Regions from separate parts of the Homo sapiens genome. Here region 2 is linked to region 1. Evidence: read pairs that join two places in POLR2A ChIA-PET (ENCODE). Cell type or tissue: B cell. All regions are shown on one strand. Links, peaks and the distances in the headings refer to the core of each region. The heading gives the core; the rest is flanking DNA.

Evidence for each region. Peaks named below come from ENCODE experiments on the same cell type or tissue, not always from the same donor. Only the 100,000 strongest peaks of a DNase experiment are listed, where the experiment ranks them.
Region 2: POLR2A ChIA-PET joins it to region 1 with 15 read pairs; 5 of 35 experiments call an interaction of 5 or more read pairs at or near these places.

Annotation. Positions count from the first base shown.
Region 1 is chr15:65,846,886-65,860,616 of GRCh38, reverse strand. It overlaps LOC105370866 (a long non-coding RNA gene), which reads right to left. Exons shown (of 3, transcript XR_932372.2): 2 at 9,660-9,753; 3 at 134-998. Among named protein-coding and RNA genes, the nearest start is that of TRQ-CTG1-4, 15 kb to the left of the region's middle. RefSeq lists enhancers at 2,390-2,469, 2,530-2,619 and a silencer at 3,501-3,590. In B cell, for the core only: CTCF peaks have their summits at 3,379 and 3,579 (motif pointing right); DNase peaks (open chromatin) are centred at 3,586 and 4,676.
Region 2 is chr15:65,744,744-65,761,119 of GRCh38, reverse strand. DENND4A (DENN domain containing 4A) reads left to right here. Exons shown (of 33, transcript NM_001320835.1): 3 at 4,648-4,980; 4 at 8,492-8,741. The coding sequence starts at 4,670. Among named protein-coding and RNA genes, the nearest start is that of MIR4511, 34 kb to the right of the region's middle. In B cell, for the core only: no CTCF peak of the experiment used is centred there; no DNase peak of the experiment used is centred there.

The DNA of each region.
Region 1 (13,731 bases), core at 198-8,197:
AATAATCTTAACAAATGACACCTCCAACTGCATGATTCCTATTATTCAGAGCCATCATTGAAATATCTATGTAAGTCCACACATGCCTGAAAACAAAAGGTTATAAAAATAAAATGTTAGCAGTGGTTATTTCTGCAGAATAGGATTACAGGTGATTTTTATTATTTTGTTTATCTGTTTTCTATATTTTATAGGAGATTTTAAAATAAAAAAAGCTTTACTGGTCTTGCTTGTTACAAAAGGAATGAACAGTCATTGTAAAATAGTCAAATAACACAAACAATATAGAAGTACAGTAAACTTGGAAAGTGAAGTTTGTTTCCTCCTGGCTGCCAACATTGTGGTTTCCTCCCCAGCACCACCCCACCCCTTCCATCCAGAAAACAGCCAGGCAGTTTGGGTGGGATTATCCCTACCCACAGCTCCAGGAGTGGCTTCTGGAATTATCTAACCCTGAGGTTCTCAATCCTAACATCCAAACCCTGATATTGTAACAAACGTTTCATAACACTGTCTTTACCATCCTGACATCAATAGATCTTATCTTATGATATACCTTCCTGCACACATAATTTTAAGTTGGGAGTCAAGCTTGCTGATATTTTAGTGTTTTCTTTATTTTATATATGTGTATGTGTGTCTTTGTATGCCCATGCAGGCATGTACATATCATACATCCTATTTTAGTTGTTGAGTACATATTACACTTAGAAAAAGTTACATAGGAAAACACCAGAGTTGAAGAAAGATGTCAACCATCATTTTAGAGAACCTTTTGAGTGCTGCATAGGTGAGTGCACACACTTTAAAAATCAATATAATGCTATAAGTATAAAGGATAAATAAGAAAATAATGCATTATAAAAAGATATGTGTTTCAATAAGTAAATGCTTGATGGCGGGCGTGGTGGCTCACACCTGTAATCCCAGCACTTTGGGAGGCTGAGGCAGGAGGATCAGTTGAGCCCAGCCTGGGCTATGGTAGTAAGACCTCGTCTCTACAAAAAAAAAAAAAAAAAAAAAAGTAAATGCTTGAGCACAAGTGTAATAGAAGACATAATGAAGTAATTAGATACTTGCACCTAACAGAATCACCATTTATGTAACAATGTTTATTGAGTACCTACTATGTGCTGGGCACTGTTTACTAGGGATACAGACAGAAATCCTTGCCTTAGACTGGGCACAGTGGCTCATGCCTGTAATCTCAGCACTTTGAGAGGCCAAGGTGGGTGGATCGCTTGAGCTCAGGAGTTCGAGACCAGCCTGGGCAACATGGCGAGACTCTGGCCCTGCTAAAAATACAAAAAAATAGCCGGGCATCGTGGTGCATCCCTGTGGCCCCAGCTACTCGGGTGGCTGAGGTAGGAGGATCGCTTGAGCCTTGGGGGCAAAGGTTGCAATGAGCAAGTTCACACCACTGCACTCCAGCTGCGCCACAGAGTGAGACCATGTCAAAAAAAAAAACAAAAAAAGAAAGCGGGGGGGAGGGTTAGAGAGAGAAAGAAAGAAAGAGAAAGAAAGAGAAAGAGGGAGAGAAGAGAGAGAAAGAGGGAGAGAAGAGAGAGAGAAAAGAAGGAAGGAAGGAAGGAAGGAAGGAAATTAAGGAAGGAAGAAAAGAAAGAAAAAGAAATCCTTGCCTCATGGAGCAAACATTCTAGCAGGGTGGTGTGGTTATAGACCACAATCAACATAATACATAAGTAAGTTATGTATTACATTAGAAGATGACAACTGTTCTGATCTTTTTTTTTTTTTTTTTTTGAGGTGGAGTCTTGCTCTGTCACCCAGGCTGGAGTACAGTGTACAATGGTGCTATCTCGGCTCACTGGAACCTCCACCTCCCCAGTTCAAGTGATTCTCCCGCCTCAGCCTCCCGTGTAGCTGGGATTACAGGTGCGTGCCACCATGCCCGGCTAATTTTTGTGTTTTTGTAGAGATGGGGTTTCACCTTGTTGGCCAGGCTGGTCTTGAACTCCTGACCTCAGGTGATCCGCCCACCTCAGCCTCCCAAAGTGCTGGGATTACAGGCCTGAGCCACCACGCCCGGCCCTGTTATGACTTTTTTAAAGTAGAACAGGGTAAAAGGAAATAAGAGTTCAGAGCAGTAGAGAGGTGGGTAGTGACTTGCAGTTCAAAATAGAGTAGTCAAGGCAGCCTCACTAGAAGGTACATTTGAGCAAAGATTTAAAGGAGGTGAGGGAATGAATCACACCGATTATCTAGGGGAAAAATACGCAGGCAGGTGGAATAGCTAATGTGAAGACCCTAAGGCAGAAGCTTGTCTAGCAAGTGCGTGGTCTGTAAACGGACCAGGGAGGTGGATTAGAGCAGGTACTATAAATAAAAGCAGAAGTAGGAGATGGGTCAGAGAAGTAAAGAAGCCAGATCTTGAAGGGCCTCATGGGCCACTGTAAGGCTTGTACTCTGAGTAAACTGGTGAAACATGAGAAGGTTTTGAGCAGAGGAGTGACATGATCTGACCTACATTTTAAAAGGAAAAATCTGGCTGCTCTGTTGAAAACATTGTAGGAGGAGAAGGATGGAAGCAGGGAGACCAGTTGGGAGGTTGTTATAAGAATCCAAGCAAGAAATCAATGCAACAGCTTCAAATGCAGACTAATATTCACTAGTGTATTTTGTAGACGTCATTGATTGTAGGATACATCCTGATTTCAGAGATGTTAAAATATGCAGTGTGAATTGCATTATGCAGTGTGAATTGCAATATGCAGGGCTAAATCAGTGACTCAAATACCACAAGTGTTGGTTGTTGAAGACATGATTTTCTGAAACAGTGAACAACTTTTGGTAAAGTTCCAAATGTAGCTAAATACTATTTTCTGTCAATTTACTCATTAGCCTCATATCTGGATATTCTGTTTATATTAAAACCATGCAAAAATAGTTTATATTTATATATAAAATGGAATGAGAGGCTAGGCTCAAATTATTACACACAAGTTTTTAAAAATCTACATTAATGTCGAGCAGGGCATTAAAAGTTGTGCGGAATGTGGGAAAATTCTGTAATGTATTTACCCATACATTATCAGAAATCTAATGCCCCTGGCCCACATTCTGTAAATGACCAATTATTGTGACAGCCAAAATTTCTCCCCAAGGCTAGGTGCAGTGCTCACGCCTACAATTCCAGCACTTTGGGAGGCCGAGGCGGGCGGATCACTGGAGGTCAGGAGTTCGAGACTAGCCTGGCCAACATGGTGAAACCCCGTCTCCACTAAAAATACAAAAACTAGCTAGGCATGGTGTTGCGTGCCTGTCATCCCAGCTACTCGGGGGACGAGGCAGAGGTTGCATTGAGCCAAGATGGCGCCACTGCACTCCAGCATGGGTGACAAGAGTGAAACTCTGTCTCAAAAAAAAAAAAAAAAGTTTCTTCCCAAATTTCCAAAGAGAGCCCTAGAATGTGATGCCAGCAGAGTGCATGATCCAGAAACATACTATTATGGTCCAACCAGAGAGAAGCCTGGGTGGGCTGCATGATGGGTGAAGGGAGACACCCAGCACCTTAGTGACACCTGTAGCCTCGCCTCAATGTGCTGCAACTCTCCCACCACCAGGGGGAGCTAGCCTTAGGATGAGGCTTTTATTATACCTTTTTAGGCAATGTAATTTTCTTTAAAAATGTGATAAAATACACATAAAACGTACCATCTCAACCATTTTTACGTTGTACAGTGTACATTCACATTGTTATGCAACAAATATACCCAGAACTATTTTCTTTCTTTCTTTTTTTTTTTTTTTGTTTGAGACTGAGTCTTGCTTTCTTGCCCAGGCTGGAGTGCAGTGGCACGATCTTGGCTCACTGCAAACTTCACCTCCCCGGTTCCAGCGATTCTCCTGCCTCAGCCCCCCGAGTAGCTGGGACTACAGGCACCCGCCACCACCCCCAGCTAATTTTTGTATTTTTAGTAGAGATGGGGTTTCACCATGTTGCCTAGACTGGTCTCGAACTACTGACCTCAAGTGATCCTCCTGCCTCAGCCTCCCAAAGTGCTGTGATTACAGGCATAAGCCACCTCGCTCGGCCCCAGAACTCTCTTCATCTTGCAAAACTGAAACTCTATACCCATTATGCAATGCCCTGGCAGCCACCATTCTACTTTCTGTCTCTATGAGTTTGATTACCCTAGGTATCTCATCTAAGGGGAATCATAGGGTATTTACACTTTTATGTCTAACTTATTTCACTCAATATAATGTCTTTAAGAGGCTTTTACCGCCAGGCATGGTGGCTCACTCCTGTAATCCCAGCAACTTTGGGAGGCCGAGGTGGATGGATCACCTGACGCAGGAGTTCGAGACCAGCCTGACCAACACGGAGAAACCCCATCTCTACTAAAAATACAAAATTAGCTGAGCGTGGTGGCACATGCCTGTAATCCCAGCTACTCAGGAGGCTGAGGCAGAATTGTTTGAACTCAGGAGGCGGAGGTTGCGGTGAGCCAAGATCGCACCATTGCACACCAGCCTGGGCAACAAGAGGGAAACTCCGTCTCAAAAAAAAAAAAAAAAAAAAAAAAAAAAAAAAAAGAGGCTTTTACCTTGAAGGCAAAGGGCAAGATGGAAAAAAAGCTGAACCACACGTTGAACACCTATGTCAACCCATCACCAAAGCCCACTCTGCCTTTAGGCATTTGACTACTTGGCCAATATATTCCCCTTATTATTTTAGTCCATTTGACTCTAATTTTCTATTGCTTGCAACTGAAAATACAAGTGATACCTTCCCCTTCTTTCCTCAAGTAGCATTAACATTTTGGCATATAGTCTTTCAGACTCTTCAACCTGCAGAATCTTTAATATACAATATATGAAGATGTGTATTTAATTCTTACATAAGTGAAATATACACTGTTGAGCAATCTCATTTTTTCTCTGAATCTTTCAATAGTAAGAAATACAGATCTAGTTTAAACTCTTATATACCTCTGTTATATGGATGAACCAAAGTTTATTTAACCAACCTATTATTGATAAACATTTAGGATCTTCTCAATGTTTTGATACTATAAAGATGTTGTAGTGAGCATCCTTCTAAACATTTCCTTTGAATACATTTCTAGAAGAAATGCCTTCCTGATGGTGGTACCAATTTTTATTCCTAGTAATGCTTGAGAGTTCCTGATTATCTTTTTTTTTTGGCGGGGGTGGGAGTGGAATGCAGTGGCTCGATCTTGGCTCACTGCAACCTCCTGTCTCAGCCTCCTGAGTAACTGGGATTACAGGTACGTGTCATCACGCCCAGCTAATTTTTGTATTGTTAGCAGAGACAAGGTTTCACCATGTTGGCCAGGCTGGTCTCTAACTCCTGACCTCCAGTGAGCCACCTGCCTCAGCCTCCCAAAGTGCTAGGATTATAGGTGTGAGCCATGGCACCCGGCCACTGATTCTCTATATTCTTTAAAATATGGAATATTATCCTGTCCATCAATTTCACCTTTGCTAATGTATAAAAATTACATCTTTTATTATAATTAGCAGTATTCTTTTGCAAGTGAAGTTGAGAAGTTTTAAATGTTTAATGGCCATTTCCTTTGTGTGTGTGTGAATTGCCTGTTCAATCCTTTGTTTGTCTATCAGGATATTTATTGTTTGCCTATTGAGTCATAAAAGCTCTTTATAGAACTAAGGATATTAAATCCTAGTCAATCATACATGTTGCAAATATTTTCTTCAGTTCATTCTTTGTATTTTAACTTTTTTTTTTTTTTTTTTTTTTTTTTTTTAGAGACGGAGTTTCACTTTTGTTGCCCAGGCTGGAGTTCAATGGCACGATCTCGGCTCACCACAACCTCAGCCTCCCAGGTTCAAGCAATTCTCCTGCCTCAGCTTCCCGAGTAGCTGGGATTACAGGCATGCGCCACCATGCCTGGCTAATTTTGTATTTTTAGTAGAGACTGGGTTTCTCCATGTTGGTTAGGCTGGCCTCAGACTCCTGACCTGAGGTGATTCACCTGCCTTGGCCTCCCAAAATGCTGGGATTGCAGGTGTGAGCTACAGTGACTGGCTGTATTTTAACTTTTTAAATGGAATCTTTTCCATATATAAGTTTTATTTATTTTAGCATTAGTTTTTCTTATATGAATATCCAATTGCCCCAACATCATTTATTTAATAAACCATCCCATTGTTTTTTGTTTTGTTTTGTTTTTGAGACCGAGTCTCCCTCCATCACCCAGGCTGGAGTGCAGCAGTGTGATCTCAGCTCACTGCAGCCTCTGCTGCCCGGGTTCAAGCTATTCTCCTGCCTCAACCTCCCGAGTAGCTGGGATTACAGGTGTGCACCCCCACATTCAGCTGATTTTTGTAATTTTAGTAGAGACAGGGTTTCACCATGTTGGCCAAGATGGTCTTGAATTCCTGACCTCAGGTGATCCGCCCGCCTTGGCCTCTCAAAGTGCTGGGATTACAGGCATGAGCCACCATGCCTGGCCCATCCCATTGTTTTGAAATGCCATTTTTATATCTTCATTTCCCACTCTAAAACTCCATAGTACATGGATTAGCTTTTGGACTTTCCATTTTGTTCCATTAATTTTTTTCTACCCGCATGCCAGTGCTTCTCATAATTCTTTTCTTTCTTTCAAATTTTTCTAGGCTTATCTCACATCTGTGTTTTCAGATGAACTTTAGAAACAATTTAACAAATTTTAAAATATCTATTGGGATTTTGTTTTGAATTCCATTGCAATCTTAGATTAATATGTGAAGAAGTGATTTATTTTTGAGTTGATTTATATATTGAGTTTTCCCTTCCATAAATATATATGTCTATTATTCAAGTTTTATTTTATTTATTTTAGCAGAATTTTTGTTTTTTCTGTAAAGGTCTTACACATTTTAGATTAAGTTTTATCGGAGGTATTTCACAGCTGTTGCTATTACTGTGAATCAAGTATTTTTCTAACTGGCATGTGGAGGGGTGGGGTGTGTGTGTGTGTGTGTGTGTGTGTGTGTGTCTGTTTATAAACATATTGCTGTGGTTTGAACGTGTGTTTCCAAAATTCATGTGGAAACTTAATCCCCATTGTGGTGGAACGGAAAGGTGAAGCTTCTGTGGAGGTGATTAAGTCATAAGGGCTCCTCATGAATGGATTAATGTCCTTATAAAAGAGGCTTCATTCAGAGAGAGTTTGCTGCTTTTCTGCCCTCTCATCTTCTACCATGTGAGGATAAAGCATTTGTCCCCTCTGGAGGACACAGCAACAAGGCGCCATCTTAAAAGGAGAGAAAGCAGCCCTCACCAGACATCAAACCTGCCCCTTGATCTTGAACTTCCCAGCCTTCAGAACTGTGAGACAGAAATTTCTATTATTTATAAATCACCCAGTTCGCAATATTTTGTTATAGCAGCACAAAAAGACTAAGACATACACACACATATGTATAGTATATACCCACTTAGCCACTCTCCTGAACTAATATTATTTTCTTTCTTGATATTTTCTCAGTAGATCAAATAGCCTCCAAATAATGATGTTTTTAACTCTCTTTCAAAAGTTATTTTTATTGTCCTATTGCATTAGCTAGGCCTTCCAGAAAAACATTTTTTAAAATTTAAAAATAGAACTAGTGGCTGACATCTTGACATCTTTCATCTTTGTCCTGTTTCCTTCTTCTTTTTTTTTTTTTTCTTGAGACAGTGTCTCCCTCTGTCAGCCAGGCTGGAGTGCAATGGCACGATTTCCGCTCACTGCAACCTCCACATCCTGGGCTCAAACAATCCTCCTGCCTCAGTCTCCCAAGCAGCTGGGACTACAGGTGTGTACCACCACACCTGGCTAATTTTTAAATGTTTTGTAGAGATGGGGGTCTCCCTATGTTGCCTAAGCTGGTCTCGAACTCCTGGCCTCAACTGATCTGCCTGCCTCGGCCTCCCAAAGTGCTGGGATTACAGGCGTGAGCCACCATGCCCAACCTCCTTCCTTTTGTTAATAACAGTTTTATTGAGATACAATTCACTTACTAAAAAATCCTCCCACCTTAGCCTCCTGAGTAGCTGGGATTACAGGCATATACCAACACACCTGGCATGACAATTCAGTGTTTTTTAGAAAGCTGAGGTGGATCCTAAAGTCACTAGCAGCTGGAGGCTGTCAACCAGCTACATTCCTTGTAGCTGAATGGCAAGTTTTCTTTTTTCTTAATAGAGTCAGGGCAGGCTGGGTGAGGTGGCTCACACCTGTAATGCCAACATTTTGGGAGGCTGAGGTGGGCAGATGGTTCGAATCTAAGAGTTCGATTCCAGCCTGGGCAACATGGTGAAACCCCATCTCTACAAAGCATACAAAAATGAGCCAGGCGTGATGGCACACTTGTAGTCCCAGCTACTTGGGAGGATGATGTGGGAGGATTGCTTGAGCCCGGGAGGTCAAGGCTGCAGTGACCCAAGATTGCGCCACTGTACTCCAGCCTGGGTGACTCAGGAAGACCCTGTCTCAAAGAAAAAAAAAATAGAGTCAGGGAGTCTCACTATGTTGCCCAGGCTGGTCTGGAACTCCTGGCCTCAAGCAGTCCTCCTGCCTCAGCACCCCTATATTGCCATATTTGTATTGTAATTTTTTTTTTTTTTAGACAGAGTCTTGCTCTGTTGCCCAGGCTAGAGTGCAGTGGCATGATCTTGGCTCACTGCAACCTCCACCTCCCGGGTTCAAGCAATTCTCCTACCTCAGCCTCCCGAGTAGCTGGGATTACAGGCGTCCACCACCACTCCTGGCTAATTTTTGTATTTTTGGTAGAGTTGGGGTTTCGCCATGTTGGCCAGGCTGGTCTCAAACTCCTGACCTCAGGTGATCCACCCACTTCAGCCTCCCAAAGTGCTGGGATTACAGGCGTGAGCCACCGTGCCCAGCCTGCATAATTTTTTACATGTATGTTCTCACACGAACTTTAGGATATCCTCTCCTCCTTTCTTAGATAATTCTTTGTATTCCCCAAAGTGCCTAGCACGATTTCTTGCCCATGGTAGAACCTCATTAAATATGTGTAAAATAAATTAGTAAGTACCTGCCCATTGACTTCAGGACCTTTAGATAATTTGGGGTAGAAAAGTATACAATGCAGTCTTTACAATACAGCCCACAAATGGCAAATGTTTAACAACTGGCTTTTGGGAATACTGATTTGTAGTGTTTGCTAATTTTCAGGTATAAATACTCCTACCATGGTCAATTTCAAGCTGCCCACATAACATTAGCCAGGATGCAAAATTCCTGAAAATTTAACAATCAGTTCTCTCAAGCTGATAACAAGCCACCTCCAGCATGCCACTGGTCCTTACATTCAAAGAGTTTTTGTGTGTGTTTTTCCTTCGGATTTTTATTTATTGAAAGATAAAATTAGAATAATATTAAAGTTTTAAAAAGTAATTCACCTATAATTCAGCTACTCTAAACCCAACATAACTTTATTTTTCTTGTTCTCTTTCAGTCTTTGCTTCACACATGCATATTTTAAGTAGTGTAATTATCCAATTTTAAAAAGTATTGTGACAAATTTTAAACATATGCAAAATAGACAGAATAAAATAATGAACCCCATCTACTAGTACCTAGCACCTTAAAACATTAACCTGTGACCAGTCTTATTCCATCTACATCACCAGCTACTTGCCCCACCCACATACTTACTGTTTGAAACAAATTCTAGACATCATATCCTTCCATCTGTAAATATTTCAGCAGTAACCTTTCCATTTTTCATTCAGCTTTTTGCACTTGTAGCCTAAGGAAGACAAAGACATAAATAATTCAATGAAAACACTTTTAAGTATTCTGATATTGGCAGTAAGGGTTGATTTGGGGGGCAAAGGAAGAGTGTATAAAAGCTACAACATCTGGAGAGCTTTGTTACTGAGTCTTTTCATTTTTATCCCCATCCTGCTTTGTGTGGTAAAGTGCAGTAGAATCCCATTACAATTCCATGCGTTATCATATACACAACAATGTAACATGGACTGAAGTAATCATCAAAACAAATTTAAGGCCAGGCGCAGTGGCTCACGCCTGTAATCCCAGCACTTTGGGAGGCTGAGGTGGACAGATCACTTGAGGTCAGGGGTTCGAGACCAGCTTGGCCAACATGGTGAAACCCTGTCTCTACCAAAAATACAAGAATTAGCCAAATGTGGTGGCACATGCCTGTAATCCCAGCCACTTGGGAGGCTGAGGCACAAAGAATCGCTTGAACCCGGGAGACGGAGGTTGCAGTGAGCTGAGATCGTGCCATTGCACTCCAGCCTGGGCCTGGGCAGCAGAGTAAGTCTCTGTCTCAAAAAAAAAAAAAACAAAAATTATTTAATAGAACTAAATCCTAAAGCAGTTATTAGCCATTCTCTCCAGTGTCAGCTATTTAATTTAATTTAATTAATTAATTAATTTTTTTTTTCTGAGATGGAGTCTCGCTCTGTCCCCCCAGGCTGGAGTTACAGTGGCATGATCTCAGCTCACTGCAACCAATCCTCCTGCCTCAGCTTCCTGAGTAGCTAGGATTACAGGAGTGTGCCTCTACGCCCAGCTAATTTTTGTATTTTTAGTAGAGACAGGGTTTCATCATGCAGGCCAGGTTACTCTCGAACCCTTGACTTCATGATCCACCCATCTCGGCCTCCCAAAGTGCTGGGATGACAGGCGTGAGCCACCACACCTGGCCAACGTCAGCTATTTTAAAAGACTTCACTATAAACCCCGTTGGACAAATTTTATTTTTTACATTTTCCATCTGATTATTCATTGATCAGACATTTTCAGAGAGATAGATTCTTGTCTCCTTCCCTCATCCCATTATTTCATGCTGTAGTGTCATGAATGGTGTTACCCCTCAACCCCTGAGGGAAGATCGGTATAGAGGAGACAGTGTTGAAGTGCAGCAGCAAATAGAAATTTGACAAACACGAAATCCTCATTATTCCCATATTTCCCACATAAGGCATTTGACATTCTGGTGGAATAACTCACCAGTGTAAACTAGGGGACCAGAGACTGCCCTTGTTAGTTTTCTAACCCCATTGGACTATGAGTTACAATTCTAGGCACGTATACTATCTTTTACCCTGGCTCTACCCTGTAAGGAAGATATTATGATGACAAATTTGCAGATGAGAAAACCAAGATTCAGAAAGATGTACACAAGAGCAAACGCTTAAATGTGGTAGAGCCAGGATCTGAACCCTAGCGCATCAGTTAGGGCTATTTTGGTTGCAAACAAAAAGAACTGGCTAAGTTCAGCCCAAAAAGGGGGCCTTAGTCAGAGGGATATTGAGCAGCCCCCAGAATGAATAGGAAGCTGAAGGAGACATGCTAGAAGAAGGGCTGCAGGGATGACCCCATCCACAGTCTGGAAAGAGTGAACTCAATCTGTGACATTTCCAGTCACCAATTCTGTCTCATGTCAGAGTCCCACATTCTCTCCCCACAAGATGTAAGTATGCTTCATTATGGCTTTTAAAAATTGTGGTAAAAAATATACAACATAACTTTTGGGTTTGGTTGTTTGTTTTGAGACAGGATCTCACTCTGTTGTGTGGGCTGGAGTGCAGGGGCACAATCACGGCTCACTGCAGCCTTGACCTCTCAGGCTCAAGCCATCCTACCATCTCAGCCTCCTGAGTAGCTGGGACTACAGGTGCACACCACTACACCCAGCTAATTTTTTATATATATATATTTTTTGTAAAGACGAGGTTTTGCCATGTTGCCCAGGTTGGTCTCAAACTCCTGGGCTCAAGCCATCCACCTGACTTAGCCTCCCAAAGTGCTGGGATTATAGGCATGAACCACCATGCCCAGCAGTATGTATATAACATAACTTTACCATTTTAACCATGTTTAAGTGTACAGTTCAGTGGCATTAAGTACATTCACATTAGCTTTGCAATTTCATTTTTGGCCTTTAGTTATACCTTTCAAATCATATATCTACAGAATCTGGGGAAGAGAGAGATCTTTACATACTAAGGTATGTAAATACAACTACAGGAACTTACCAAACACAAAATTAGGGAAATAGAGAAAAATTGATTGGAGGTAAGAGAGAGAAATAAACAGAGCAGGCAAGGCCCTCCTCTCTGGCACTCAGTGAATGTACACCCCAAGTGAACAAGAAGTGTAAACCTCAGGCACCCACAGGAACCTTCTGCTTCTCATAGTCGGGCATCTCTCCAGGCTGAGGGGGATTCTGAACTTAGATTTGTATTTTGCTATAATACTGTACCAAACACAAACAAGTACTTCTCCAACTATTAATAGTACCTGAAAAAACAATGATCTGTCCTAATGCTAGGGGAAAAACTGGGTGAGAGTTAAAAGATTGGGACAGCTTGAGGCCTTCCTAAAAGATTTCCAAAGGCAATTTTTATTATATTCAATGTTCATCTATATGCTGACCTTTGGACTTCACTCAGGTGAGATACTATCCCCTGTACATTTGCCTGGATTGCAGTAGTAGAGCATTAACTTATACCAAAAATCATGACATTGTAAAAAAAAAAAAAATGGTGAGTGGGAGTACAGGAAAAGAATGACAGACAGAAAGAAGTTCTTATTAGAGAATTTATGGGTTTCCTTGTTTGTAGGACACTCTATAGCAGCACTGTCCAACAGAAACATAATATAGGCCACATAAGTAATTTTAAATTTTCTTGTAGCTGCTGTTTTTGTTGTTGTTGTTGTTGTTGTTTTAATTACACCAGAGCTGCCAGTTAAAGCCACATTATTTTTTAAAGGAAAAAGAAACAGGTGAAATTGGCCAGGTGCAGTGCCTCACACCTGTAATCCCAGCACTTTGGGAGGCTGAAGCAGGCAGATCACTTGAGGCCAGGATTTCAAGACCAGCATGCAGAGGCCAACATGGCAAAACCCCGTCTCTACTAAAAATACAAAAATTAGCTGGGCGTGGTAGTGCATCCCTGTAATCCCAGCTACTCAGGTAGCCGAGGCAAGCAAATCTCTTAAACCTGGAGGCAGAGGTTGCAGTGAGCTGAGATCGCACCACTGCATTCCAGCCTGGGCGATAGAGCAAAACTCTGTCTCAAAAAAAGAAAAAAAACAGGTGAGACAAACAATATAGTTAATTCAACTTAATATATATCTAAATTTTTTTTTTTTGAGACAGAGTTTCACTCTTGTTGCCCAGGCTGGAGTGCAATGGCGCGATCTCGGTTCACTGCAACCTCCGCCTCCCAGGTTCAAACGATTCTCCTGCCTCAGCCTCCCAAGTAGCTGGGATTACAGGCATGTGCCACCAAGCCCGGCTAATTTTTTTGTATTTGAAGTAGAGATGGGGTTTCACCATGTTGCTCAGGCTGGTCTCGAACTCCTGACATCAGGTGATCCACCTGCCTCAGCCTCCAAAAGCCACCGTTCCTGGCCATATATTAAAAATATTATCAGGCCAGGTGCAGTGGCTCATACCTGTAATCCCAGCACTTTGGAAGGTTAAGGCAGGTGGATCACAAGGTCAGGAGTTTGAGACCAGCCGGGCCAATATGGTGAAACCCTGTCTCTACTAAAAATACAAAAAAATTTGCTGGGCGTGGTGGCGCATGCCTGTAATCCCAGCTACTCGGGAGGCTGAGGCAGAATTCCTGGAACCCAGGAGGCGGAGGTTGCAGTGAGCTGAGATTGCACCACTATACTCCAGCCTTGGTGACAGAGCAAGACTCCATCTCAAAAAAAAAAAAAAAAAAAAAAAAAATATATATAT
Region 2 (16,376 bases), core at 8,377-16,376, 110 kb after region 1:
CCTTTTAGTAGTTATTTCCTGCGTTCTATTGTGAATGAGTTCAAATTATTAAATTTTGTGAAAAATACCCAAAAGAACTAATGAAAAGGAATTTTATGAATAAATTTATCTCAAATATTTACTTATAATAGCTAGTTATTTCCAAGGATAAGGTGGTAGTTCTCAAAAAAACTTATTAAATATATGTTTTCATGATAGTACTATATCTCTTCTGTTTCCGCTTTTTTTTTGAGACAGAGCCTCCCTCTGTTGCCCAGGCTGGAGTGCAGTGGCGTTGATCTTGGCCCATTGCAACCTCTGCCTACAGCGTTCAGGTGATTCTTGTTCCTCAGCCTCTCAAGTAGCTGGGATCATAGGCATGCACCATCATGCCTGGCTAATTTTTGTATTTTTGGTAGAAACGAGGTTTCACCATGTTGGCCAGGCTGGTCTTGAACTCCTGACCTCAAGTGATCTGCCCATCTCGGCCTCCAAAAGTGCTGGGATTATAGGCATGAGCCACTCTGCCCGGCCTCTTACCCTTCTTTCTACGTAGCAAGACATAAAACTATTTTATGCAATAGTGACTATCTGCTTTAGTTTGCCTGCTTTAGTTTGTTTATTTATTTATTTATTTATTATTTTGTGACAGAGTCTCACTCTTGCCCAGGCTGGAGTGCAGTGGCATGATCTCAGCTCACTGCAACCTCCGCCTCCCAGGTTCAAGCAATTCCCCTGCCTCAGCCTCCTGAGTAGCTGGGATTACAGGCGTGCGCCACCATGCCCCGCTAATTTTTTGTATTTTAAGTAGAGACGGGGTTTCACCGTGTTAGCCAGCCTGGTCTCGAACTCCTAACCTCAAGTGATCTGCCCGCCTTGGCCTTCCAAAGTGCTGGGATTACAGGCATGAGCCACCACGCCTGGCCATGCTTTAGTTTAAATAACATAAAGTTAGCATCTAGGAAAAAGGAGGATGTTTTAGTTTCTTCATTATGATGGAATGAAAATACTTTACCAGAGTAATTTTTAAGGTTATGTGTATTTAGAGCTTATAATATAAAATTCATGTACACACGAAAGCACATAAATAAAGGCTGATATAACCTTTGACCTAATAATTCTATTTCAACAAATGTATCCTGAAGAAATACTAGAGTTGTGTCCAGAGGTTTATCAAGATTATTCATTGTACCCTTTAAAAAAAATTAGCAAAATAAGTAGAAGTAATAAATGATCTACAGTAAGCACATAGGTCAAAAATGGTATATCCATAAAATAAAATACTATGCAGCCCTTTAAAAATTGTTTTCAAAGACTAATGAACTGGAGAAAAAAAGTTAAACACAAAAGTCCTTTTGTTATTCTGCAACTTTCTTAAATAAATAGATGGTCAATTGGGTAAAACTGCTCTTTTTTTGGAGCACTTGTTATATGCAACGAGCTGAGGGTGATAAGTCAGCATTTAACAGTCTTCTCAGAACAGATTGTTAGCACTTTCTTTTTAAGTGTCCATCTAGGAGGCATTTCTGAAAAGGTTAAGCCCTTTATTATATGTAGAAATCCTATATGTAAGGAAATTGCTGCATAGGCGCCATTAGTATGTAAATAAAACAAGTAGAAACATTTAATCTTCTTTAGTCCCATTTTTTTTCCTTTTTTTTTCCAGATGGAGTCTCGCTCGGTCGCCCAGGCTGGAGTGCAGTGGCGCGATCTTGTCTCACTGCAACCTCCGCCTCCTGGGTTCAAGCAATTCTCCTGCCTCAGCCTCCCGAGTAGCTGGGACTACAGGCACATGCCACCACACCTGACTAATTTTTGTTATTTTTAGTAGAAATGGGGTTTCACCATATTGGCCAGGCTGGTCTTGAACTCCTGACCTTGTGATCCACCCGCCTCGGCCTCCCAAAGTGCTGGGATTACAGGCGTGAGCCACCTTGCCTGGCCTAGTCTCATTTTTAAAGAAAATAGTGGGAATACTTAGAGTATATTTGAGTGATGAATACAGATTCCAAGAAATGTGTCATGAATTCTGAAAACTGATGACATTAGCAATATAGAAAATTAAATGAGTTTTGGGATTTTGATGAAAATGTTAATAATTATATTGTAAACAAGTATATACTACGTAAGAATGTCTTTGCCCTGAGATTTTATGGTCTACAAGGGAAGATTGTTTACTGTAAACTAGCATTTTCTTAGGGTTGTTTCTAGTTGTTAAGTGGGAAAATGTGGTTCATTTTTCAAATAGGCTTGGGAAATCCTGAGTTAAGCAAAGTTTATCGGCTGCCTTTATCAAAAGACTGCTGAGGATTTAGTATTTTTATATATATAGTAAGTATCCAAAGAGACCTATAGTGTGTATACCTAATTTATTTGTCCATGGAATCTTTTCTTTGCACTTATTGGAACTGTGTCTAACATGAAACAAACTCTGGGAAATTGTTTTAGATTAAACTTTTTTCCTATAATAGTGGTATATAAATAATGATGGTACTGTGGAATGTATTCTCCTAGTTAAAGAAACAAATAGGTTGGGTATGGTGGCTCACACCTGTAATCCCAACACTTTGGGAGGCTGAGGCGGGAGAATCTCTTGAGCCCAGGAATTTGAGACCAGCCTGGGCAACAAAATGAGACTCTATCTCTACAACAAAAACAAACCAGCCAGGCGTGGTGGTGCACACCTGTGGTCCCAGCTGCATGGGAGGCTGAGGCAGGAGGATTGCTTGAGCCCAGGTGGTCAAGGCTGCAGTGAGCCATGTTTGCACTACTCCATTTCAGCCTGGGCGACAGAGCGAGACCCTGTCTCAAAAATAAATAAATACATAAATAAAATTAAGTGATACCGGACAACCAAAGGAGACTGCAAATATGTGATAGATTCTATTTTGTGTATTTTTTCTTTGAATCTGTTGTAAGCATGCATTACTGTTACACTCTCTTACCTACTTTTATTATTTGAAATTCTTCTGTTTGATATATCTGCTGAGACTTAACTTCTGGTAGACTTTTGTGTATGCATTTTTGTAGTTTTGGAACAGGAACTTGTCTTCCACTGGGCTTTGTCTGTGGAAAACCTGGGTTGAGGCTGTACCCTCAAGAACTGTTTTACTTTTCAAGGGGAATCACTAGCTTGGGAACACTTTTTTTTTTCTTTTTGAGATAGAGTTTCGCTCTTGTTGCCCAGGCTGGAGTGCAATGGTGCGATCTCAGCTCACCACAACCTCTTCCTCCTGGGTTCAAGCGATTCTCCTGCCTCAGCCTCCCAAGTAGCGGAATTACAGGCATGTGTCACCACGCCTGGCTAATTTTGTATTTTTAGTAGAGATGGGTTCTCTCCATGTTGGTCAGGCTAGTCTTGAACTCCCGACCTCAGGTAATCTGCCCTCCTCGGCCTCCCAAAATGCTGGGATTACAGGCGTGAGCCACCGCGCTCGGCCAACCTGAGAGCGCTTTTATTATTAATTTCTTAGTTTGTAGTTTCCTGGGACCATCCATATGGTTTAAGTACAAACCCCAAACCCAAGTGTGAATAGGCCTATTGTTAGGAATTCTCAGAGGAGACTCCCCCGCTACCCTCCCTACAACTTTATTATCTCCCTGTGTCAGTGGATAGGTCTTTTAAAACCACTCTTTGGCTGGGAGTATAGTCCTTTGAAACTCTCAGCTTTATATAGGTGGCTCAGTTCCAATTCTCTATCTATGTGGTCTGAAGTGCTTATCTCCCATGCTTTTAATGCCTTCTAAAACACAAGCCGGATCAGGTGCAGTGGCTTATGCCTGTAATCCCAGCACTTTGGTAGACTGAGATGGGAGGATCACTTGACCCCAGGAGTTCAAGACCAGCCTGGGCAACATAGTGAGACCCCCCCCCCCCCATCTCAGAAGAATAAAACAAAATAAACACACAAGCCTCTTGATTATTGAGGAGATCAGTAAATTTCCCCACTCAGTGGTAGTTTACAGACTGCATTCTGACTTTTGGTTTCTTCAGTGTTTTGGGGACCTAGGAATTTCCCTTACATTCTTACAAGTCTGTGTAAGATTTATATTTAAAAGCGTTTACTGAACGACTGTGCATTTATTTATTTATTTATTTATTTGAGATGGAGTTTCACTCTTTTTACCCAGGCTGGAGTGCAGTGGTCCGATCTCGGCTCACTGCAACCTCAGCTTCCCGGATTCAGGAGATTCTCCTGCCTCAGCCTCCTGAGTAGCTGGGATTACAGGCACCTGCCACCACGCCCAGCTAATTTTTGGTATTTTTAGTAGAGACAAGGTTTCACCATGTTGGCCAGGCTGGTCTCAAACTCCTGACCTCAGGTGATCCACCTGCCTTGGCCTCCCAAAGTGCTGGGATTACAGGCGTGAGCCACTGCACCTGGCCAGACTGTGCATTTAAAAAGATCTCTTTTTGTTGTCTACTTAGGTAATGTAGGTTTCACTATTGCCAAAATTGGGAATTCATCCATTACTTTTATAATAAAAGATTGCTAAAGATGTTTTTATTGTTAAATTCTTTTTACATGTAAGTTAAATATACAATGCTACTGTGTTTATCAAGGAACTAGTGCTCTTTTTGTAGTTTTTTGTTCTTATTTGCACACAAACCACTTGTATTTATTTTGCTTATTATAGGGGAGTACTAGTCTTTTACTTTCCTTTTAGATGTAACCTTCTGTAATGGAAGATGATTGAAGACAAGGGGCCTCGTGTTGCTGACTACTTTGTTGTAGCAGGATTAACTGATGTTTCAAAGCCTCTAGAAGAAGAAATTCACTTCAATGATGCTTGTCATAAAGTAGCTAAACCAAAAGAACCTATTACAGATGTTTCAGTTATTATCAAATCTCTTGGGGAGGAAGTCCCACAGGATTATATCTGTATTGATGTTACCCCAACTGGATTGTCAGCTGATCTTAATAATGGAAGTCTTGTGGGGCCACAGATTTACCTTTGCTATAGAAGAGGAAGAGATAAGCCTCCACTTACAGATCTGGGGTAAGTATTTTTTTAAACGACTTACTGTTATTGATCCAAATAATATGCCTTGTAGATTTGGAGATTAACTGTTCATTCTGGTCATTAATAGATGTATGGCAGATTTAGAAAAATACACAAGTTTGTATTCAGAAACCTGTATTCTCTCCCTGTTTCCTTTTGTCTCTCTTTATCCTGAAGTTCCCAGCAGTCTTACCTTGCCTGGGTTTCTTTCAGTTAGAGGCAGGGGAGAGAATTTGAAAAACATTTGCAGGAAAGTACTAGAAAATTAAAGTGTTATCCTGATTGGAAAATTTTTGATTATTTTTAAAGTACGAAAAAAGGCTTTTAAGCATGTTATAATGATCAGTATAGATGGATTTTTTTCTTTTTAAAGGGACAGGGTTAATCTCTATCACCCAGCTGGAGTGCAATGGCATGATCATAGCTCACTACAGCCTCAAACTCCTGGCCTCAAGTAATCCTCCTGCCCCAGCCTCTTGAGTAGCTGGGACTATAGATACACGCTGTCACATCTGGCTAGTTTTTAATTTTTTTGTAGAGACAGGGTCTTGCTATGTTGCCCAGGCTAGTCTCAAACTCCTGGCCTCAAGTGATTTTCCTGCCTTGGCCTCCCAAAGTACTGGGATTACAGATGTGAGCCACCACACCCAGCCCCATTATAGATGGATTGTTAACTGTGTGTATCAAAGAAGGATATTGGGGTAAATTAGAGCTTTACTTAGGGTGCTTTATTATTGAGATACAATTCGTATACCATACAGCCACTCATTTATTTAAAGTGTACAATTCAATAGTTTTTAGTATTTTCAGAGTTTTGCAACCATCACCACAATAAATTCTATGACATTTTTATCATGCCAAAAAGAAACCCTGTACTCCTTAGTTGCTACCCAATTTCCTAACTCACTTAGCCTTTGGCTACTTTCTGTCTTTATGGATTTGCCTATTTTGCACATTTCATATAAATAGAATCATACTATGTATATGATCTTTTTTGACTGACTTCTTAGCATAATGTTTTCAAGGTTCATCCATGTTATAGTATGTGTCGGTACTTTATTCCATTTTATGACTGAATAATATTCCATCATATGGGTATACCACAGTTTATTCATCTGTTGATGGATGTTTGAGACTTTTCCACTTCTTGGCTATTATAAATAATATTGCCATGAATATTCATGTGCAAGTTTTTATGTGGACATGTATTTTCATTTTTTATTTGTATATACCTAGGAGTGACATTGCTGGATCGTAATGGTAATTCCATGTTCAATCTTTTAAGGAACTGCCAGACTGCTAAGCAAACTGTACCATATTGCATTCCCACTTGCGGTACATGAGGGTTCCAATTTCTCCATGTCCTAGTCAGCATTTCATATTATTTTGATTATTGCTGTCCCAGCAGGTGTGAGATGGTATCTCATATGGTCTTGATTTGCATTCACTTGATGGCTAATGATGTTGAGCATCTTTTTATGTGCTTACTGACAAGTTTGTATATCTTCGGAGAAATGTCTATTCAGATCCTTTCCCCATTTTTAATTTGGTTGTCTTTTTGTTTGTTGAGCTATAAGAGTTCTTAATATATTCTAGATAAAGCCGCTTATCAGTTAAATGATTTACAAATATTTTCTGTAGGTTCTTTTTACTTTTCTTTATGGAATCCTTTGAAGCCAAAATGTTTAGATTTTATAGCTGACTATAAGGCTCAGAGAGGTTAAGTAACTGCTTACAGAACTGCAGCTAGTAACAGGTGGTGGGAATTTGAATTTAGATTGTCTAACTTCTCTGTGTGTAGGTGCCTTTTTTAAGTTAAGAAAAAGCAAAACAAGATCAAAAGAAGGAAGAATAAGCACTTAAGCTAACATTAGGATTCATGCAGTTGCTATGATTAAGCATCAAATTTAACTGTAAATTTTCAAAATATTGAGAAGATTTTTTTTTAATTTGTTGATGGCCAGAAGAAAAAGTGAAATTAAAACTTATATTAGAAATAATTTGGCCAGGCACAGTGGCTCATGCCTGTAATCCCGGCACTTTGGAAGGCCTAGGTGGGTAGATCAACTGAGGTCAGGCGTTCGAGATCAGCTTGACCAACATGGCGAAACCCTGTCTCTACTAAAAACACAAACTTAGTGTGGTGTAGTGGTGCGTGCCTGTAATTTCAGCTACTTGGGAGGCTGAGGCAGGATACTTGCTTGAATCCAGGAGGCGGAGGTTGCAGTGAGCGAAGATCATGCCATTGCACTTCAGCCTGGGCAACAAAAGCGAAACTTCATCTCAAAAAAAAAAAAAAAAAAGAAAGAAAGAAATAATTTGACCAGTTTTTGGCATTATATTTTATTTGTATAGTGGATTTTATATGAGAAATATTGATTGATGATGAAGACATTGCTTGTTACAAGTTTTATAGCAAATGCAAAAACACATTTAATTTATAGCTTTATAGCAAATGCAGAAACATATTTAATTTGTAGCTAGGCACAGTGGCTTACACGTGTAATCCCAACACTTTGGGAGGCCGAGGCAGACAGATCACTTGAGGTCAGGAGTTCGAGATCAGCCTGGCCAACATGGTGAAACTTTGTCTCTACTAAAAATACAAAAATTAGTCAGGTGTGGTGCCACACGCCTGTAATCCCAGCTACTCGGGAGGCTGAGGCTGGAGAATCGCTTGAACATTGGAGGCAGAGGTTGCAGTGAGCTGAGATCACAACACTGCACTCCAGCCTGGGTGACAGAGTGAGACTCCGAGACTCTGTCTCAAAAAAACCATATATAGCTTATTTTATTTTTATTTTTTTACTAGTGCCAAGGACTTGGCATTAAAGTACAAATCAATGAATTTAATGAGGGAATAAACTAATGTTATTTAAGCACTATTTTTTTTAGTGTTCCTTAGTGCTTAAGTATAGAAAACTTAATGAATGGATGCCAGGTCCACCCTGTACTAAAAGCCTATGATTTTACCCCAATAAAGAGAAAATAAAAGCCTAGTGCCTCACCCAGACTTTTGATTAAGGATGGATTTGAAGTTACATTCTCTTAGCCTAAAACTGTCTCTTAAAGCTAAGGAAAGTATTGGAGATAAAAGCGTGCAAGCAGACTCTACACAGTTGGGCAAGTAACCTTTTGTAAAATTTTAACTTTGGCCAAAATGCCCAGTTGCTTTTTCTAAAGAAGGTGCTTGTTTTAGAGACAAAAAATAAATTAATAACTATATTAAATGATGTGCCAAAATAGGTACCTTCACATTTAATTGTACCTTTCTCTGGTTTATATTAACAAACACAATGGTTTGTCAGAATTTTTCCTTAAAACAAAGTTTTTGGTGGGGAAAAGAGTTATTCTTTAATTCATACAAGACCGTGCATTTTAAAATTGCAGTAAGATTGGAATATTTTTACCATGCTACTACATTTAAGGATCAGTTGATGATGCCTGAGAATATTACTTTTCATATTTAAAGTGCTTTGTGTATTTATTTTTAAAAATTTATTTTTAGGGTTTTATATGACTGGAAAGAAAGATTGAAACAGGGTTGTGAAATTATTCAGAGTACTCCCTATGGGCGCCCCGCAAATATTAGTGGGAGTACCTCATCACAAAGAATTTATATCACTTACCGAAGAGCCTCTGAAAACATGACTCAGAATACGTTGGCTGTCACTGACATATGTATTATTATACCCAGTAAAGGAGAAAGCCCACCACACACGTTCTGCAAAGTCGACAAGAATCTCAATAACAGTATGGTAAGTGACTTACTTGCACTGGTAACATTAACCACTGATGAAAAGAGCATAATTTTAAATACATCTTTTTTTTTTTTTTTTTTTTTTTTTTTTTTTTGGAAAACAGCATAGTTTAATTACAGAATTGAAAAATGTGTTTTTAAAGATATTAGATATTTTACTTTTCGGAAAGTACTTTGGTTGTACTTTCAAAAGAAACTATGCAAAGTACTTTTTTTTAAATTAAAAAAATAATATCCCCCACCCCCCCCGCCCACTACAAAAGCAATGAGTATCCTTCCACTTGTGACTAGATCCCACACCTCAACGGGACTAGATCCCACATCTCAATTTACCCATTTGAAGACATGGCTTTAGCAGTCCTCCCTACTTTTTTGTAAATCATTGGTTTTTCCCTCCCTATTTCCTCCAACATGCAAATATTTCTTATCTTTGCAAAACTTCTTGATCTCATATTCCTCTGCTTTCATTGCCTCATTTCATTATCCTTTACAGTAAAAGTTCTAAAAAGAGTTGAGTATATTCTGTCCCATTCCTCACTTTACTCTTTCCAGTCAGCCTTTTGTCTCCATCACTCCATCAAGATTTCTCTTGTTGTCATATCCAGAGATCAATACTTTGTTTTAATTTTTCAGCAGGTTTCTACATAAACGGTTACTTCTTCCTTCTTGAAACAGTGCAATGAAGAAGAAATATACTCTCTTCTTAGGTACTCTCTTGCTTTTTCCTTTTACCTCACCAGTCATTCCCTTTCTGCCTTTGCTGATTCCTTTTCATCTCCCCATCCCTACACAATGGAGTGCCTCATGGTTCAGTCCTCAAAGCATTTATCTTCACCACCTAAACATACTCCTTTGGTGATCTAATCATTTAAATATAGGCCACGTGTGGATGACTTCTAAATTTGTCTAATCTGGACTTCTCTAATTCATCATCCCTTCTTGAATATCTCATCTAATGAAGCATCTCAAATTTAATATGTCCAAAACTGAACTCCTGATGTTTCTCTCCAAACCTGCTTATAGTCTTCCTTATCTAGCAAATGGAAATTCCATTCTTCTAGTAACTCACACTGAAAAACCTTGGAGTAAACTTAACCTTTATCTTCTCCTCATTCAGTTCTTCTGTAAACTCTGTTAGCTATAATTTCAAAATGTATCTCGAACATGGCCACTTCACAACGCCTCTATTGCCATAACCCTAGTCTAAGCCATAATTGTCTCTTAATGGGATTATTGCAGTAGTGTCCTAATCCAGGGGTCAGGCAAATTTTTTCTTTAAAGAGCTAGGTGATAAATTAAGTTTTACAGGTCATACAATCTCTGTCTCATAGTCATCTCTTTTTTTTAACCCTTTATAAAAGCAAAAACTATTCTTAGTTTAGATATACAAGAACAGACCTTGGGCCAAATGCAGGCCATAGTTTTTTATCTAACTGATCAGTTCTTCCACTTCTGCTCTCTCTATCATATTCTTTGCATAGACAAGAGTGATCCTTTAAAAACATAAATCAGATCCTATCACTACTCTGCTTAAAACCCTTAATGGCTTCTCATCTCACTCTTAGTAAAAGCCAAAGTCCTCCCATGCATGATCCTTAACTGTCTTGTCTTTGTTCTTTTATTACTGTTTTAAATTAAAAAAAAAAAGGAATGTATACTCAAAGAAAATTGGAGGGCGAGGAGTATACAAATTGTAGATCTATGGAGTAGAAAGTGAGAAAATGAAGGTTCTTGTTCCTACTTCCATGTTTTGTCAGGGCTAACAATGAGCAATTTGACTTGTGTCCTTCCAGACCCTTTTGTGTTCACATATGTGGGGTATATATAATAAATTAATCCTTTTTTTTAATTTGAATTTTTTTGTATTTCCTTTTTCTTTTTTCACTTTTTATTTTAAAATCGGAGTACATTTGCAGGTTTGTTACAAAGGTATATATTGCATGATGCTGAGGTTTAGGGTGTGATTGAACCCATCACCCAGATAGTGAGCATAGAACCCAATGGGTGGTTTATCAGCCGTTGCTTTCCTCCCTGTCTTCCCCCTCTAGTAGTCCCCAGCGTCTTTTGTTCCTATCTTTATGTCCAGGTATACCCAATATTTAGCTCTCACTTATAAGCGAGAAAATGCAGTATTTAGTTTTCTGTTTCTGCATTAGTTTGCTTAGGATGATGACCTCCAGCTGCATCCACGTTGCTGCACAAGACATGATTTCATTCTTTTTTTATGATTGTATAGTATTAAAAAAATGGAAATTTCTTTATATTTCTGATATAAGCCTTTTTTCTATCGTTATCAGTTTATTTAACTTTCTACTTAATTATTTTAACAACTGCATAGTATTCCAGAAAGTACAAATGCAGAATGATGAATACAAGTTATTTTCAGTTTTTTCCATTCCTAGTAATGCTACTTTGATTAATGCTGTGCATTTTCTGTAGATATTTGAGTGTCTCTGGAAGAATAAGTAATTGTAAGTGGAACTGATGGGTCCATGAGTATGCTGACCATTTTGAAAGTGTTGAAATAATTGTTCTGAAAACGCTGTGGCAGTTTTTACTCCCAGCAGGCATAGTTTATGAGAATGCTATTTCCTACATTCCCACACCTCACCAACATTGGTTGTTACCAATTATTGACTTTTTAATTATTGACTATATAATACAAAATTGTTCTAATTTTAATTTGCATTTCTTTGCTTATTGTGGAGGTTGATAATATTGTAATATATTTATTAAATATTAAATATACTTAATATCAGTGTATTAAATATATTATTGAATGGCTAAATATTATTGTATTAAATGGATGTGCCACAATTTATTTATTATCCTCTTTTGTAAAGACCTTTAGATTCTGGTTTTTAAAAATGTTGCAAGCAAGCTGTTACGAACATACTTATAACTAAATCTTCTATAAAACAAGTTACATTTATTTAGCTCTTCTGTGCTATACACCGTTCTAAGTATTTCACATTCAATAACTCAGTTCTGCACAACCACCCTGAATAGGTATTTTCTCCCCATTTTACAAAGAAGAAAATTTGAGAGTTAAAGAGGTGGTTACTTTCCCATGATCATACCTTCAATTAGTAGTTAAAGCAAGATCCAATTCAGGTTGCAGAACTCCAGAACCAAACTCCTGAGCACTGTACTGCATTAATTATTTCCTTATGGTTCGTCCTGGAATTTCTGGATCAAAGCGCATATTTACTATTAAGATTTTATCCAGAAGGGTTTAACCAATTAAAATTCCTACCAATAAAGTACGAGAATATTGGTTTTTTTTTCATAATTTTGTCAACAATTGGGTCTCTTTTTTCTTTTTTTCTACTGCAGCTACTCTGAAGAAACAATTGGGTTTTTCTTTTTGTTTTTTTTTTTTTAGAGACAGGGTCTTGTTCTGTTGCCCAGGCTGGAGTATAGTGGACTGCTCATGGCTCATTGTAGCCTCGACCTCTTGGGCTCAAGTGATCCTCCCACTTTGGCCTCTCGAGCAGCTCAGTGGATTGACCACAGGTGTGCACCACCACATCTGGCTAATTTTTAACTTTTTTGTAGAATTGAGGTTTCCCTACATACCCCCGGCTCGTCTTGAACTCCTGAGCTCCAGCATTCCTCTTCAGTCCCCCAAAGTGCTGGGATTACAGACATGAGCCCCTGTGCCTGGCCAACAATTGGGTTTTTAATCACAAAATTTTAAATTTAATTTCTTTCTTTCTTTTTCTTTGTTTTTTTTGTTTGTTTTTTTTTTTTTAGAGACAGGATCTTGTTCTGTCACCCAGGCTGGAGTACATCAGTAGCATGATCATAGCTCTTTGTAGCCTCAAACTCCTGGGCTAACGTGATTCTCCTGCTTCAGCCTCCCAAATAACTGAGACTACAGGCATGCACCACCATGCTCGACTAATTTTCAAAATTTTTTGTAGATATTGGGTCTTATTTTATTGCCCAGGCTGGTCTTGAGCTCCTGGCCTCAAGCAATCCTCCCTCCTTGGCCTCCCAAAGCACTAGGATTGCAGGCATGAGTGACTTTGCTTAGCTGTAAATTTAATTTCTTTTTATTTTATTTTATTTTTTCTCACCCTATCTTGCGTGGATTTTGTTTAATTTTTAAATTTTTCCTCAAAAGCTAATTTCTTGATGTTAGAGCAGATATTTACAGTGTCCTATTATCATTATGTAAATTAACACTTTGCTAAGATCTAAAGATTTTATACGCATTTCAACATGTGTTAAGTTTTTATGGAAGTTGACTTTTTAAAAATTCATGTTCCTTTTTCTGAAGTGTAGGGAAGCAGACTTTTTTTTTTTCCTTTTTTTTTTTTTTTTTTTTTTTTGAGACGGAGTATCGCTCTGTCGCCCAGGCTGGAGTGCAGTGGTGCCATCTCAGCTCACTGCAACCTCCACCTCCCGGGTTCAAGTGATTCTCCTGCCTCAGCCTCCTGAGTAGCTGGGATTACAGGCGCGCGCCACCACGCCTGACTATTTTTGTATATTTAGTAGAGATGGGGTTTCACCACGTTGGTCAGGCTGATCTTGAACTCCTGACCTTGTGATCCGCCCACCTGAGCCTCCCAAAGTGCTGGGATTGCAGGTATGAGCCACTGTGCCTGGCCAGGAAGCAGATTTTTAAAACTATTTTTACTTTCTTAATATAGCAACATGAGATACTGAGGGTTAAGATGAAGCAAAAAGACGAAAAACTGGGGTGTATTGATATGTGGCTGGATACAGTACAAATTTTGGGACCCTGAATTTGGTTTTAACCCTCTCAATAAGATAGCACAGGATATCTGTATTTCATAGTGATTAAAATCAGTATAGATTAGTGTGTTCAGAGCACAAACTCTGGTTCTAGAGTGTCTGGGTCTGTACCCTATCTCTGACCATTACTGGCTGTGTGACCTGGGACAAGTAGCTTAACCTCTCTGTGCCTGTTACATGATTGTAAAATGAGGATGATAATAGCATCTAGTTTAATCCATATTAAGCTTATAGAAAGAGTTTTCAAAAATTACTTTGTTTTAAACCTTGGACCATAGCCTTAAATGATTTGGACTTTGATTTGATATTAGAACATAATTACAGTATTTTAGAGCTGGATGAGAACTTAGAGTGGTCATACAATCTAAAATTGCAAAAATTTGTGAAGAAGAATATTTAGTCCAGGTAGCTTGCTTGACTTGCTTTAAAACACACAGCTAATTTTTGGCAAATTTGAGACTATCTCCTTAGTTTTTGACTCTCGTTAAGAGTATTTTTTTTTTTTTTTAAACAGAGTCTCACTTTGTCACCCAGGATGGAGTGTAGTGGTGCGATCTCGGCTCCCTGCAACCTCCACCTCCTGGGTTCAAGTGATTGTCCTATCCCAACCTCCCGAGTAGCTGGGATTACAGGCATGCGCCACCACGCCCGGCCATTTTTTGTATTTTTTTTTTTTTTTAGTAGAGACAGGGTTTTACCATTTTTTTAGTAGAGAACAGGGTTTTACCATATTGGCCAGGCTGGTCTTCTGATCTCAAGTGATCCGCCTGCCTCGGCCTCCCAAAGTGCTGGGATTACAGATGTGAGCCACTGCACCTGGCTGAGTCTCCTTAAGGGTATTTTTTAAATACTCTTTCCACATGGCTCTTGTTTTACAACTGTCCAAGAATGTCAGCATTTGATTTAGCGAGTTTACTTAGAAAAGTAGAATTGAGCCGGGTGCTGTGACCTGTAATCCCAACACTTTGGGAGGCTGAGGCAGTTGGATCACTTGAGGTCAGGAGTTCGTGACCAGCCTGGCCAACATGCTGAAACCCTGTCTCTACTAAAATACAAAAATTAGCCAGGCCTGGTAGTGCACACCTGTAATCCCAGCTACTCGGGAGGCTGAGGCAGGAGAATTGCTTTAACCTGGGAGGCAGAGGTTGCAGTGAGCCGAGATCATGCCACTGCACTACAGTCTGCGTGACAGAACGAGACTCCGTCTCAAAAAAAAAAAAAAAAAAAAAAAAAAAAAAAAAAAGAGAAAAAAGTAGAATTGTTAACAAGGGAAGTAATTAAATCATGTACCTAATTCTGGGGGAAAGAGGAAGAATTTGAAAGTACGTTTTTGCTGTGGCAAACCACAATGTGGATACTTATTGGTAGAGAGTTTAAAGTAGTTTTAGAACAATGCCTCCTTCTTTTTTCACCTTGAACCTTGTGTGTAAAAAAATTTGGAAAATGCTTTTAATTCCTTTTTTTTTTTTTTGAGACGGAGTTTCACTCTTGTCGCCCAGGCTGGAGTGCGATGGTATGATCTCTGCACACCGCAACCTCCGCCTCCTGGGTTCAAGGGATTCTCCTGCCTCAGCCTCCTGCGTAGCTGGGATTAAGGGTGCCCGCCACCACATCCTGCTAATTTTTGTATTTTTTTTTTTTGGTAGAGACGGGGTTTCACCATGTTGGCCAGGCCGGTCTCAAACTCCTGGCCTCAGGTGATCCGCCCACCTCGGCCTTCCAAAGTGCTGGGATTACAGGCATGAGCCACCATGCCTGGCCCCGCTCTTAATTTTAATATCCATGGTTCTCTTTCCTACAGAGCCCCGTAACTTATACTGCATTTCTAACTCCTTGTTTTTCATTATAGAATATTCCTTTTGGTTTCTACTATATCCAAATGGTCATATAGTTCTTTTTTTATTGTCACCAAAGTTATTATTGAAGTTTTCTTGCTATCTTTACAAATTGGATTTATTGGGAAGTAGAGTTGGGACTTTCCAATAGAGAGCCCATTTTTATAAAATTTTTTTTATCCATTTGATAAACCAAAATTTGTTTGCCTATATTCATAATATCTGCTTGACTTTTACATATTCATGTGACTTAAAAAATATTTTTCCAGTAGATTAGTGTGTTAAATGTTGCTTATGTTCATTGCTGTGTTGGGATTTTATTTTTATAAATGCTTTAATATTTTTCCATCAAGAGAAAATTTCCCAAGGCTACAATCTCAACATAATTCATTAAACTATATTAAAATAAAAGGTTAAGGGTTTTTATTTTTTAGTAAGATATTTGCAGATAGCCAGACATATTATTTTATGTGTATTGTGTGTTTTAAATAAGAGAGATATTTGAATATTATTCTCTTTCACTTTAGTTTGACCACATTATGCTGTTAGCTATTCAGTATTTGGAAGGCTGACAGATACTTAAAGTTGAAAAGCAAAGATTTATGTTTTTGAATACTCAGGAGATTGTCATTTCTTGATAAAATATTATTAAATGATCATATAGTGCTATTTATGATATCTTCTCATTGTTATTCATCAGATTTTTAAGTACATCTAAATGAGAACTTGATTAAGTGAGTGTGAACTAAATATCAGAGAAACCAAAGTTGGAAAATAATTTATATTCAGACACTTGGCTTCTTACATGAAAATACTTATGTAACTTGTCTGTATTTTCTGTAATACTGATATTTTTCCAAAGTTTTAGTCGTTACCTTTAAGTAACTACTTGTCACCTCTTGTCACCTGGCTTTTGACAGGTATATAATGCATTTTTTATTCAGAAATGACTCAAGTACAATTCTTATTTAATTCTTGAAAGGATTACATGAGAAACAAGCCAACAAAAAGGCTTCTGTACATTCAAAATAGAT